Regions from separate parts of the Mus musculus genome. Here region 1 is linked to region 2. A link is a contact called in ENCODE Hi-C or POLR2A ChIA-PET data. All regions are on one chromosome and are shown on one strand. The core of a region is the stretch at or near the end of the contact, and the rest is flanking DNA. Distances in the headings are between cores, read along the strand shown.

Evidence for each region. Hi-C counts contacts between places; a loop is a spot of excess contacts on that map. ChIA-PET counts read pairs that join two places held with the same protein, here RNA polymerase II (POLR2A).
Region 1: a loop to region 2 is called in a map of heart, with 2.9 times the contacts of the local background. The contact joins the enhancer-like site here to the promoter of Sh3bgrl in region 2. A Hi-C loop is called at or near these places in 4 of 37 maps with a recorded cell type or tissue (all heart). POLR2A ChIA-PET finds 5 or more read pairs at or near these places in 1 of 5 experiments (Patski).

The regions. Positions count from the first base shown.
Region 1 is chrX:109,139,752-109,146,355 of GRCm38, reverse strand. The region is part of intron 1 of Sh3bgrl (SH3-binding domain glutamic acid-rich protein like); the gene reads right to left. Among named protein-coding and RNA genes, the nearest start is that of Sh3bgrl, 48 kb to the right of the region's middle. Within about 2 kb of position 3,980, at least 1 of the 3 ENCODE cell types and tissues checked has a DNase peak (open chromatin) inside an H3K27ac peak, as active enhancers do; it is heart, where a contact is called at or near this core.
Region 2 is chrX:109,093,002-109,098,826 of GRCm38, reverse strand. It overlaps Sh3bgrl (SH3-binding domain glutamic acid-rich protein like), which reads right to left and starts at 3,420. Exons shown (of 4, transcript NM_019989.2): 1 at 3,190-3,420. The coding sequence starts at 3,234.

The sequences.
Region 1 (6,604 bases), core at 2,731-5,230, 47 kb before region 2:
ACGCTACTGTCCACAGATCCAAAGAGGCAAAGTAATGAGGAGGGCTGAAGACAGGGTACAAGGATCTCCCTAGGAAGGGGAAACAGAATAGCTTTTCAGGGTGATCTGGGGGCAGGTGGTGTTGGAAACAGGAATGATCAGGTTTGGGAGAGGGAGAAAACACCAGGAGAAATGACTGGAGGGGGGGCGGTATTCCAGGGTGAGGTAGAAACTCTATAGAATCTATAGAAACTCTATAGAATCTACGAGAGTAACCCTAGGAAACTCTCCTAGTAATAGGGAGCACCTGAACTGGCCATATTCTGTAACCAGGCAAGGCCTCAAGAGGAGGGATTGGGACACCAACCTAACTGCACAACCTTTGACCTACAATTCGTCGTCCCTGCAGAGGCCACAGAACCTTCGACCTATATACAGTTTGCCCTGCCTGTAGAGTATTCTGGGACCAGAGCCTAGCATAACTGTCTTCAGAAAGACCAGAGAAACTTAATCCAGCAACTGATGGGAACAGAACCAGAGTCTCATAGCTAAACATTAGACAGAGCGCCAGAAGTCATAATTCAATTTTTATTTGGAAAACATATCTTTTTGAAAAATCCTTGGACTAAACGTGAAGTATCATATTAGAGTGATTAGTACTTAAACTACATTTCATTTAGGCCCACATACATCCTTCTAGCAAAACTTCTTGTGCACAGGAGTAACGGAAATAATCAATGTTTGCATACAGACTTTCCTCCATCCTCACAATTTCCAAAATAACACTTGTGAATCCTAAAGCAAAGCTGATGAAAAGTTTGTACCTTTATATACATCATCAGAGTTCTATAAAGTACCTAAAAGTTAACATATTCCATAACAGGGAGACTGCTTGTCTAGGTAAAAATAGATAGATAGATAGATAGATAGATAGATAGATAGATAGATAGATAGATTAATTAAATGCAAGCAAGCTGTGAGCTTACCTAAATTAGAGAGAAACTTTGGGCTATCAGAAAGAGTTCACTGCTATTATTTCCCAATTTACCAGATTTCTAATTGCAGCTATTTTAAGAAGACTAGGAGTTGTTAGAGAACTGGCTCAGCAGTTAAGAGCACTTGCTGCTCTTACAGAGGTCCCAAGTTTACTTCCCAGCACTGCATTCACACACAGGCAAACACAAACACAAACATAGTGACTCAGTCACAAGTAACTCCAGTTCCATGTGGAGATCCAACACCTTCTTCTAGATCCCACAGATACCAAGCAGTCACATTGTGCACATACAGATGCAGTCAAAAGACCCATGCACATAGATAAGGAAAAAAATAAATACGTAAACTGCTGGAAACAGATTTGGCTTCTTATTTATACCACTATTAGTTATCACTGTAGATGGATGGCAATGAAGAGAAAGTTAGTTAACTAACATTACAGTTATTGCTTCATGTCCACTTCCTATTCAAAATATCCTGTAGGGCAGGTATCTTGATTTTCATGTTATGGATTAGACTACCAAGACTCATAGTGATTAATGAAATGTACTCAAAGTCACAAAACCAATATATGACGAGACTAAAATTCAAATTCAGATATCTTTTAATAGCAAATCTTACATTATTTCACTACATTTGCCTGCCTTCTTTCGTTTTACCTTCTATGTTTGTTTTCTTTAAGAAATTTTTAGTCCAATAATATGGCTCATTGGGTAGACACCTGCAGCCAAACCAGACAATCTGAGCTGGCTATCTTCACACAGTGGAGAGAGAAAATCAACCTTCACAAGTTATCCTCTGGCATTCACACACACACACACACACACACACACACACACATTAAAGAATCAAACAAATGATATAGAAAGCAATCTATATAACACTGACAAAATCTTTTAAGAAGTAATACTCCCTGGCACAGTGGCTACACATCTATTTCCAGGTCCTTGTGAGAGGATGACAATCACATGAGCCTAGGACCTGAGACCTGGGCAGCATAGTGAGAGACACTATTTCCAAGGCAATATTTTTATGTGTTCTTGTTAATTGTGAATTCTGTGTAACAAAGTATGGTTTCATCTTATTTTCCAAATGAGTATGTGCACAAATGAACAAATTTCCACAGCATTCAAAGAAAAAACAACAACAAAGAAAAAAACAACAAACAAACAAACAAAAACCAAGACATCTGAAACAGCCACTTCCAAATCAGGATTCTCTACCAGTAGAAAAGGTTCAATATTTGACTCTATCTGGTAATGTTATGGGGTTACCAGTTCATTAAAAATGTAACTCTTCAATACAATCTAGGCCTCAATGATTCTAGACATTAAAAATAACAATTATTATGATCTGAAGGAATTTGAAAATTATAATTATAAAATATAAATTCTAAACTAGTCCATGATTTTTAATGATTACATCTAACCAGCCCTTAATCAAAGTCTGGAATAATTCTGCTGCAGGCAAGTAGATGAATTAGTGCTAGAATAATAAGGAAAAAGAATAGATATGCTGAATTGGTTAGCAATAAGCTATATGCATCAGGTCCCTTTTGCATTACACCATGTGTGATCTCGTTGTAAAATATAATGTGATAATTATTATTTATAAAGCGTTTCCTATGAACCAGGCACTGTGATAAGCTCTTTACATGTTTATTTTATTTTAGTCTCACAATAATCTTCTGAAGCAGCTGCTATTATTTTCATTCCAGACACTCTGAAAAAGAAACTAATGCTCAGATGGATTAGGGAACTTGTTCCAAATTACTTATTTGTCCAATCTCTGCCAGAGTAAAAATCACCATTAAAAAACGAAGTATACAGAATAACAAATAAGGTACTGCCATGCTTGATGCCTCCTGCTAATTAGATCATCTGTTGACTTACTGAAGCTCTCTTGAGCGCAGATGTGGCTCATAATAATTTTGTGTATCAGTCTCCATTTCAAAGCCTGGTCTAAAGTAGCAGCAAGAAAACCTGGAGATTATTTTTTTAGTATCATTTTTGTTTATTTTTGAGAATGTAATGTAATTGCAACATTTTCCCCATCCCTTTAAGATTTTTTGTTGCTGTTGCTCTTGTTTTGCAATCAAGCTCAAGGCCTCATATACCACAAGCAAGTATTCTATCACTGAATTACATTCCTATCCCTTACAACATTTTTTTTTTGAACTAGGGTCTCACTACATGGTCCACAATGACCTTCAACTTATAAACTCTTGCTTCAGCATCCTGAATGCTAGCATGACAGACATGCACCACCATGGCACAACTTAAGCATTTTAGAGCACAGTGTTAGTGGCTTGTGATTACAGATTTATACAGGAAATGGCTGTCATGTGAATTATACTGCCTGTACATTTCATGTACATGGACAAATGCAAGTGTAAAACAAAGAGCGTTATGACATGCTTCCACAAAAGTGCCAGTACACCAGGCTACAGGAAATGGCTCTTCAAGGAAAATAGGGTTAACAGGCACCCTAGGCTACTCTCAAAACTTTAGGAGTATCCTTAAAGAAAACCACTTCACACTGTTAGCAGAAATTATCAGAGCTCAATAACTGGTACATGTGCTATTCTAACATTATGGATCTTCCATTCAAAAATGTCAGACTGGTGTCATGCTAAGATTTTTGAAAATAAATCTGTTCATCTCAGCCCCCACACTCCTGCCTTAATCACTGCCATTAAGAAGTCAGTACAATGGTTTTCTGGATAGATTTGAATCCTCTTTAAGAGAATAGCGTTAGAGTAGAATAAAAGGAACTTGGATGTTTAGAAGAAACATTATGAGCAACAAAATGTTCCCAACCCATCTTTCTCTTTGCATAACAAATTCCAGCAGTAAGGAAACTGTGTCCTAAAACCACTTCCTGCTAATGCTACAGGGCTTCTAATTCCGGTCAGACACAGTCACCAGGCAGCCTTTCCATATAAGGATAAGCAAAAACACAAATCCTCAAACAGGCTGATGTGAAGTCACAGGGCAGGCATACGAGAACCAAATATGGTAGCTAAAATCTGCGGCACACAAGATGCCTTTTTTAAAAAAGAAGGCTGTAACCATCAACTCTATCAGTTCCTAAATCATAAGAAAAGCAATAAGCTTGCTAGTGTTAACTAAATGACAAATATTAGCCACACTGCAGTGTGTCGCATAAGCTGGCCATCTTCTTCTATTGACAGGCTATTATGAAATGTGTGGCCAGGGGGTATGCATATAACATCAAAATGGTGTATGTGAATAAGTAAATTCATTCATTCTACCTCCTCTGAAAGACGCAAATAGAGTTCCCAAATGACTCAGAAAACTATCTCTGTCCTACTACAGAAACACCTTAGTGTGGCCAGGGGAAAAAAATCCAGATATGGAATAACTCGTTAAGACTAAATCCTAAGAGGGTCCTTTCAATTACAGGGTAGAACCAGATTCTGAGAGCTGTTGCAGAGCCATAAAGAGACCATAATAACCCTTACTCTTCCCCTGCCAAACATGAGAATTAAAGAGCACACAGAGACATCATCTTCATTTTCAGTGAGCATAGTGTTCCTAATTAGTATGATCAAGTATGTTGCTTGTGCTGAAGGCTGTTAATTCAGACAAAGTCAAGTAAACTCAGAAACTTTTTTTTCCAGTGTGTGGTAATAGCCATGGAAACATTCATAGTTCTTAATCTTGTAATTTCAAGTCCAGATGCTTTAAGTAAATAAACAAAAGAGAGCTAAATGATGTGCCTGAAGAAATTGTGTGTGATATATTCTGGTGAGTTTGTTATTTGTTTCCTTTTGACAGTGGAGATTTGAAAATTGTCTGCATATTTACCCATTCAGACTTGCCTAAATGTTTGTGAAGTAATTACTTGAAAGAATATTGCATGCACAGTGAAAGCAAGCACGTGCTGTATGATTATGTAGCAACAAGGGAAAATATTTACAACATGGGGAGGAAAATCAAGAAAATTATATATTTTTGTGATTCCAACTGTGAAAAGCAAAAAAAAAAAAGGTATATTCTTAAAAGACTAGCAAGAACTTAAACAGATTGCTTCATAAGTAAAATACATCATATATATGAAGGCCTTTCTAGTGGTAGCATATTATAAAGGTAAGGCTGTGCACCACTGAATCTTTGGCACAAACACTCTAAGGTGTTCCTTCCTCAGAAACCCCACCAGAGACTTACTTAGGGGTGGTAGGACTTCTTGTTTATATTCAAGAGAATATGGCAACGTTGATAGGATGTCATTGTTATGTTGTGGGAGATGAGGCTCTCTACGAGACTCACACATGAGTCTACTTTGTTTACAAAGAAGCAAACAAATCCTATAGTCTCGAGGAATTCTGTCAACCACCACATAGCATGAAAGTAGATTCTGCCTTAGTGTACCCTCCCACTCACAAGTCAGTACATCTTGACTGCAGTTTTATCAAGAATACAGCTGAACTATGCCAGGACTTCTGTCCTATAGGCACTGTACTATAATAAATGGATGTTGATTTAAATGGATAAAATTACAATAATCTGCTCTACAGCACAGAAAACCAATACAGGACCAAACAGATTTGGCTTGGAAACTCAGAGAACTTCTACCTATTGTGTATGGCTGAGCAAGCTGATTAACCCTGTGAGTCTCAAACTCATTATCTGTTGATAATAATAATAATAATACCTACCTCTCAGAAATTTTGCACAGAAAATCACAGATAAGAGAAGCCTATTGCATTACCTGCTAGAAAACAGTCGTGACTGTAAATTATAGGTTCTCATATGGCTAAAACCTTGCCTATTTTGCTCATCATGTTACTTAGTATCCACTGCAGGTGTTTTATAAATATATGGTAAAGGAATTAATAAGCGAATGAAAGTAAGATCGTGTATGTGTGTGTATAAAATAAAGAATATTAAGAAATAAAGAGAATCTCTGCCCTCAAAGTACTAAGCATAATGAATGATGCCATGGCTTAAAAGTCACAATACAGGGGAATGCCAGAGCCAGGAAGCGGGAGTAGGTGGGTTGGACAACAGGGCTTGGGGAGGGTATAGGGGACTTTCGGGATAGTATTTGAAATTTAAATGAAGAAAATATCTAATTTTTAAAAAAGGAAACAAAGTCACAATACAGAAAACGTCCTTCTGGGGTTTTATGAGAACGGAAGTGTGTAGACAAAGAATCAAGCTTTGGAATCAAATATAGTAAGGTTTATATGCATAACCCAATGAAACTTTTCAGAGGATGCTATTAGTATCAATATAAAAAAAACTACACAGGAGGATTTAAGATGTTAAAAAGAAATCTATGCAGTTGCTAGGAAGCCACTATAAGGCAAATGATATGTGACATGCTGGGAAAATGTCTGAGCAGTCACAAAGTCTAGTGACTTTCCTTACATCACTGGGCTCTGAGAAATAAAAGCCCAGTAAAAGTTTAAAGGGCCACTTGGAAACCAAATTCTCTTTATAAAGTGTTGAAAGATTAAAGTATTTATACTATTGCAGCAAAACTCCTAAGTACAAAGATCAGAAGTTAAATTGTTTAAACAACTGTCCATAAGGAAGTTAGAATATAACAGTCTATGAGAAAGCTGACCGGAAGTTAAACATTGTCAAACAATACTTTTGTT
Region 2 (5,825 bases), core at 2,171-4,670:
GTGGTAACACAAATCTATGGTAGTCCTCACATTTGGAAGGCACCAAGAGGATCACTAAATTTGAGTCTAAGTTGGGCAATGAGTGCTTATCTCAAAAATTGAGAACAGATGTTAAGTTGGACTAAGAAGTGATAAGAAACAAAATATGAACACACAGAATTCACTTTCTGTGAACAACTGGAAACTCAATCCTTACTACATGGTCCCCACTTATGGACATGCCTAGGCAATTCGTTTCAACCTACAGGACTTTCTCATTCTCTAAACATCTAAAGTCATGTTCACATTTACATCTTCATGCCTACTAGCTGCTCTGCATCACTGTCAGCATATAATATATTTTAAACACACGTCTAAACTTAAGCAAGTTTCCCTACACTAAAACTCTGGCGTCGAAGCATTACGGCACTGGGGAAGTTACTTAACCTCTCTCTATCTGCATCTCCTTTTCTGAAAGAAACATAATCATGGCATTATTGTCAAGAATATGTGAGACTGCCTGAGACAACTTAATCATTCCTATCTGCTATTCTTACTAGAGTTACTATGGAGAATCCAGTGCCTCTGGGTGGTAGTAATGCACACCTTTAATCCCATCACTTGGGAGGCAGAGGCAGGTGGATCTCTGAGTTCAAGGCCAGCCAGGTCTACAGTAAGTTCTAAAACAACCATGGATACACAGAGAAACCCTGTCTGGAAAACAAACAAACAATAGAATCCACTGAAAAGTCTAATCTATTTGATTATATTTTTAACCTTGAGGAACAAGCATGACTCCTGTGTATTAGGGCAGAGAAGAGAACACATTTTAAGTGTTTTTTTTTTTAAATCAGGCTGAGAAATATGAGAAGTCTTGGGCTGTAAAAATAATATTGCTTATTATTGCTGCTCTAGATGATTCACAGAACAACTGACCACCTAATATTGCTGATTTTTTTAACAGTCAGGAAAATCGATTCAGAGCTGCAGAGATGGCTCAAATAGTCAAGAGCACTCATTCCTCTTGCAAAGGACCTGGATTCAGTTCCCAGCATCCGCGTGGTGGCTCATAACCATCTGGAACTCTAGCTCCAGGGACCGACCCAACACCTTCTTCTGGTCTCCATGGGCATTGTATTCACACAGTATACATATGCAGGCAAATCATTCAATACATACATATTATCAAGCCAAAGCCAAACACTTAAAGCACTCATTAGACAACTAATAACTTACAAGTATGTATCTTTTCAGGTTTTTTTTTTTTAAGATCCCATGAGAACACTTGCCCCCAAATTTCTAAATCATTTGTTAAAAGGACAATGCTTTTTTGCTATCTTAAAGAAAATTTCGGTACTGCAAACTGAAATTTCCTTCCTCAAGGAAACAGCCACCGCCCCATTCATATTAAGTAGTTCTCCTTTAAGATACTCTTTGTACTATTTTAGGATTATTTTTTAAAAATTGCCAGAGTATAATAAGAAATCTTTCATTTTGGCATTTTCATAAAAATGTAATTAGTGCATTAATTATCCATGAAGAAACAATAGAAACAAAAGACAAAACAACATGAGTATCTGTCATTTGAATCATCTAATAAACTCTTAATCCTTTCTTGGGCACTTAGACATTTTATGTCTTAACAAAGAGGGGGGGGTGTGACTCTATTACTTGGTGAAATTCTTAAAGCAGTTTCTCCTTGAGTTTACTTCTGGGAGAGAAATAGAAGATAGAGAAAGCAAAGAACAAATACCAGTGTTGAAACTGCATACCTCACAAAACAACAACAACAACAAAACCTAAGTGCTTGAGAGGGTCAATCTAATAAGGATTAACCAAAGGCATTAAGCTGGGTTTTGAAAATGCAGTTAATGTAGTAGATTGATATTCGGTAACCCATGTTTTACTCTGAGGTATCAGAATGTTAGGTATGGAAGACAAGATGCTTCTAAAGTAGGGTCCAAAGGAAATAATAAACATTTCTATTTTTTCAAACAAAACGTTTGCTCCATAACTTTAAGAGTAGGCTTCCTTATATTTTGAAAGCCCGTCTAAACACACCCACACATGTTGGCAAAGACAAAGTTCAAGGTTCATGGTTCTGGTGATTTCATATAGCCTTCAGCTCTATTCCAAATCCTACTAAATGTAAATGACAACAACCCAGCAACCTGGGATCTCTGCCACTCTAAAGCTAGAGGAGTTTTCTACATTCAAATTCCTGAGCCCACACATCTGCTTCTGCCACTTGAGGGCCTTTATTTTTCCTCCTGGGGTTGCTGGAACAGAAGCTCTTTCATGTGACAGGAGTATGCATTCCAGCTTTCACCTCAGTTTACCCAATGTTCCTCAGATATGGTAAAAACTGTTATTCTAAGTTAACAATTGGCAAATGAATCAAAGAAGAAAACCAAATCCTATGAAGAGCCAGCAACTCAGTTGCCACATGTTCTTGCCTCCATTTTCAACAGTCTTGAAAGAGTGGGTTTTAGAAAGAAAATCTTTCGAAGGAAAGGAAAAACTCAAAATAAGATCCAGTGGGGGGGGGGAGGTCTCATACAACATTATTTTTTTTAAATGGCTTCATATTCCAGGAAGAAAGAGAAGGGGAGAGGAGGAGGGGAAGGAGGTGGAAGAGGAGAAGAACTTTTTTAAAAAATCATTTGTATCATTGCCCCTGACTTTCGCCTATTTTTAAAATTATATACCCCACCTGCACGCTCTCTAAATAAGTCCATTCCAGTGGCTTCACAATAATTCCAGTACTCAGAAGTCTTCCCTTCCCTTCCCTTCCCATCAGCACCCTCATCCTTTACAGAAATGCACTACTTCCCCTGAACTCGGTACTCAGAGCATATTTCATAAATGTCTCACTCTAAAAAACCTGAAAGCCACTTGTTTTTTATTTTACTTGACTTCACCTAACCGTGAAGTCCCTTTACCAGTTATCTCCTAAACTTGGTAGTTTTCTTTTTCCTTTAGAAACGAACACTAACGTCTCAAGGCAAACAAAGCTAACTCCACGGGAGAAAATAAATAAATAAATAAATCGACGCAACAAAGGAAGAAAGGAAAGAAGGGGGTACTCTGGGCGATGCTTGCGTCTTCTAAGGAGAAGCTTCCAGTGTAACTTCTTCAATTTAACGGTTCTGGGGCAGAAGAGGACTAGTGTGTTGGAAAACAACAAAGGTGGGCTCCCACTCTCCTTACCGCCGTAGAGCCAGAAGAAGATGCAATATATACACGGATCACCATCCTGGAAACAAGGGCTTCTGGTCGGTCGCTGGAGTCTTGAAAAGGGCTGGGAAACAGCTGCAGCAACGGCTGGAACCGAGCTAAGGGCCAAACAGAGGTTGGATGAGGAGGGTGGGGGAAGGTGGAAGGATAACTGGCCAGAGCCCCGCCTCCACCAGCGGCTGCTTTCAATGAGCTTCCAGCTCTGCAATCCCAGCCCCAAACCCCGGAAGGCTCAGGCTCATTTGCATCATTTCTAAATTGTTTTTTTAAAACACAGGATCTCGAACAGCACCGCGAGATCTGTTGAAACAATTCTTTTTGACTATTCCCTCTCCGGGAAGGGGGCAAGGGAGAAATAAAAGAAGGGGTAAGAAAAAAAGAAATATTCGATTAGAATAAAGGACCGGTTCCCATGAACACCAGAAGTTTTGCTTGTTACTTCCTGCTCAGAAATGTATGCAAATAAGATAGCCTAAAGCTAGCTTTATATTGAATCCAGACACTACTTTAAATGTCTTTAAGCCCACGTTATCAAAGCCTTGTATATTTTAAGATGCCAATAATGAAGTAAGTGATTTTTTTTTAACCTTAGTTGGCAGCAGGAGTTGAATACTGAAAAGCTGCACGAGGAGAGGAGGAGGGCTGGAGAGAAGTTTCAAGTTTCCCCAAACCGGAAAGCACAGAATAGGTTCTTTTTGTTCAGAGTTTTGCTAAAATATGGAACATTTTTTTAGTGAGAATTTGCAGGAGATCTAAGCGACAACTCTAGAATGAAGGAGGAAATTGCAAAGAAAAAAACTACAACCCTAGAATGAGAGGAAATTGCAGAGAAAAAAAAAAATCAACAAGTCCAAAATGAGGAGAGGAATTGCAGAGAGAGAAAAAAAAAAAGAAAAAAGAAAAGAAAAGAAAAAAACCAATCATCTGAAAATACTTTGGAAGTACTTTTTTGCCGTTGCTGTCTCATACCTGTAATCTCTGCCCTTGGAATAGTAAAACATGATTGCCAGGAATTAGATGCTAGACTATGCTACAGGGTAAGTCTCTTAAAAATCAAAAATCAACCAAACAAAATGACTTTCTACAAATTATCAAGTACAGTAAATGAGAAAAATCTAGCCACCATCTTCATTACCAACATCATGGCTACTGTTAATTTTACTTGCCAATTCACTTGATTAGAAAAATCTTTATAATCATAAATCATAATCATGATTTTGAAAAAATCTATATTGTTTCTTTTATGTTATCACTGTACAACTTGTTTGGAGTTCTACATTAACTGTTTAGACTTAGAGACTCTTAAAATGAAAAAAAAACAGGAATAACAAAATATTTCTAATTAGTCTATAAACTATTGAACACAATCAATTATTCCCAGAAAACTGAATGGTAGCATTAGCAAAGAATCTGGTGGGCTTTATCTATTAGAAAAATGAGGCTAGATGTGTAGATCTCTTATAGATCACACTAAGACCCAAAGTTGGATTTCAAGTACATACACACATGCACGCACACACACACATACACATGTACAGTTCTGTAATAGATATACTTGTCTTAGTGAATATAAGTCAATAACTTGTTTTATACATAAAACCTGATGATTCTTAATGATAAGACTTCTGATACATTTTTAGGAGAGACTATTACCAATATTTCTAACATAAAGGTAATGGATATCCTTATGCCGTTCTTCCCTACTTTGAGCTATCCTTGAGATGGGTATCATAGAATGGTCATTACTGCTTAAATTTTCTATAGAGAAATTGCCCGAGAGCATTTGCCTGGAAAGGTTACGGTGAATTTGAATAAACTGGGTTGGATCAAACAGTATAATCTATTTCCTTAGGAAATCATGACAACCAAAGGCCAGTGTCTCTCAAAACTTAAAAATAAACCCAGATTGTGTGCAGAAAACTTAGAAGACCCTGAACACCAATGAATGCCATAGCCCTTACTACTCAGTTAAGATTACTTGGGTTCAGGAATTCCCAGCCAGCACAGTCAACTTAATGACATTGTGTCTCTTAATTGAACACAGCCCCAGGACCTAAAGATAATTTCCCCTGTGTTACAGATCAGCTTTTCCAGGTAGGGATAGAGCAGGCGACAAGAAGTTAAAAGTAATGGTATGGAAGGAGAGGGTATTTTGAATTGTTATTTATTATAAATTGCTATGTACAAAAAATATACTTTTGTATTCTCCTATGTTAAAAAAATATGATCTTGAATGGTTTTATGTGTTTCAAATTTATAGGCATACCAAAAGTTATATAAATAATTCTCTTAGCTAGTTTTTTGACAGCTTGACCCAAGCTAGATTTATCTGGAATGAGATACATCAAGTCAGAAAACTCTTGTAGGAAAGTCTGTGGGGCACTTTCTTGCTTAACAGCTGAGGTGGGTGGAAAAGAAAACTGACTCCTAGGCTGGACAGATGGGTCAGCAGTTAAGAGCACTGACTTCTAAAGGTGCTGAGTTCAATAAACAGCAACCACATGGTGGCTCACAACCTTCTAAAATGGGGTCCAATGCACTCTTCTGGTGTGTGTCTGAAGAGATCTACAGCGTACTCATATAAATAAAAATAAATAAATCTTGAAAAA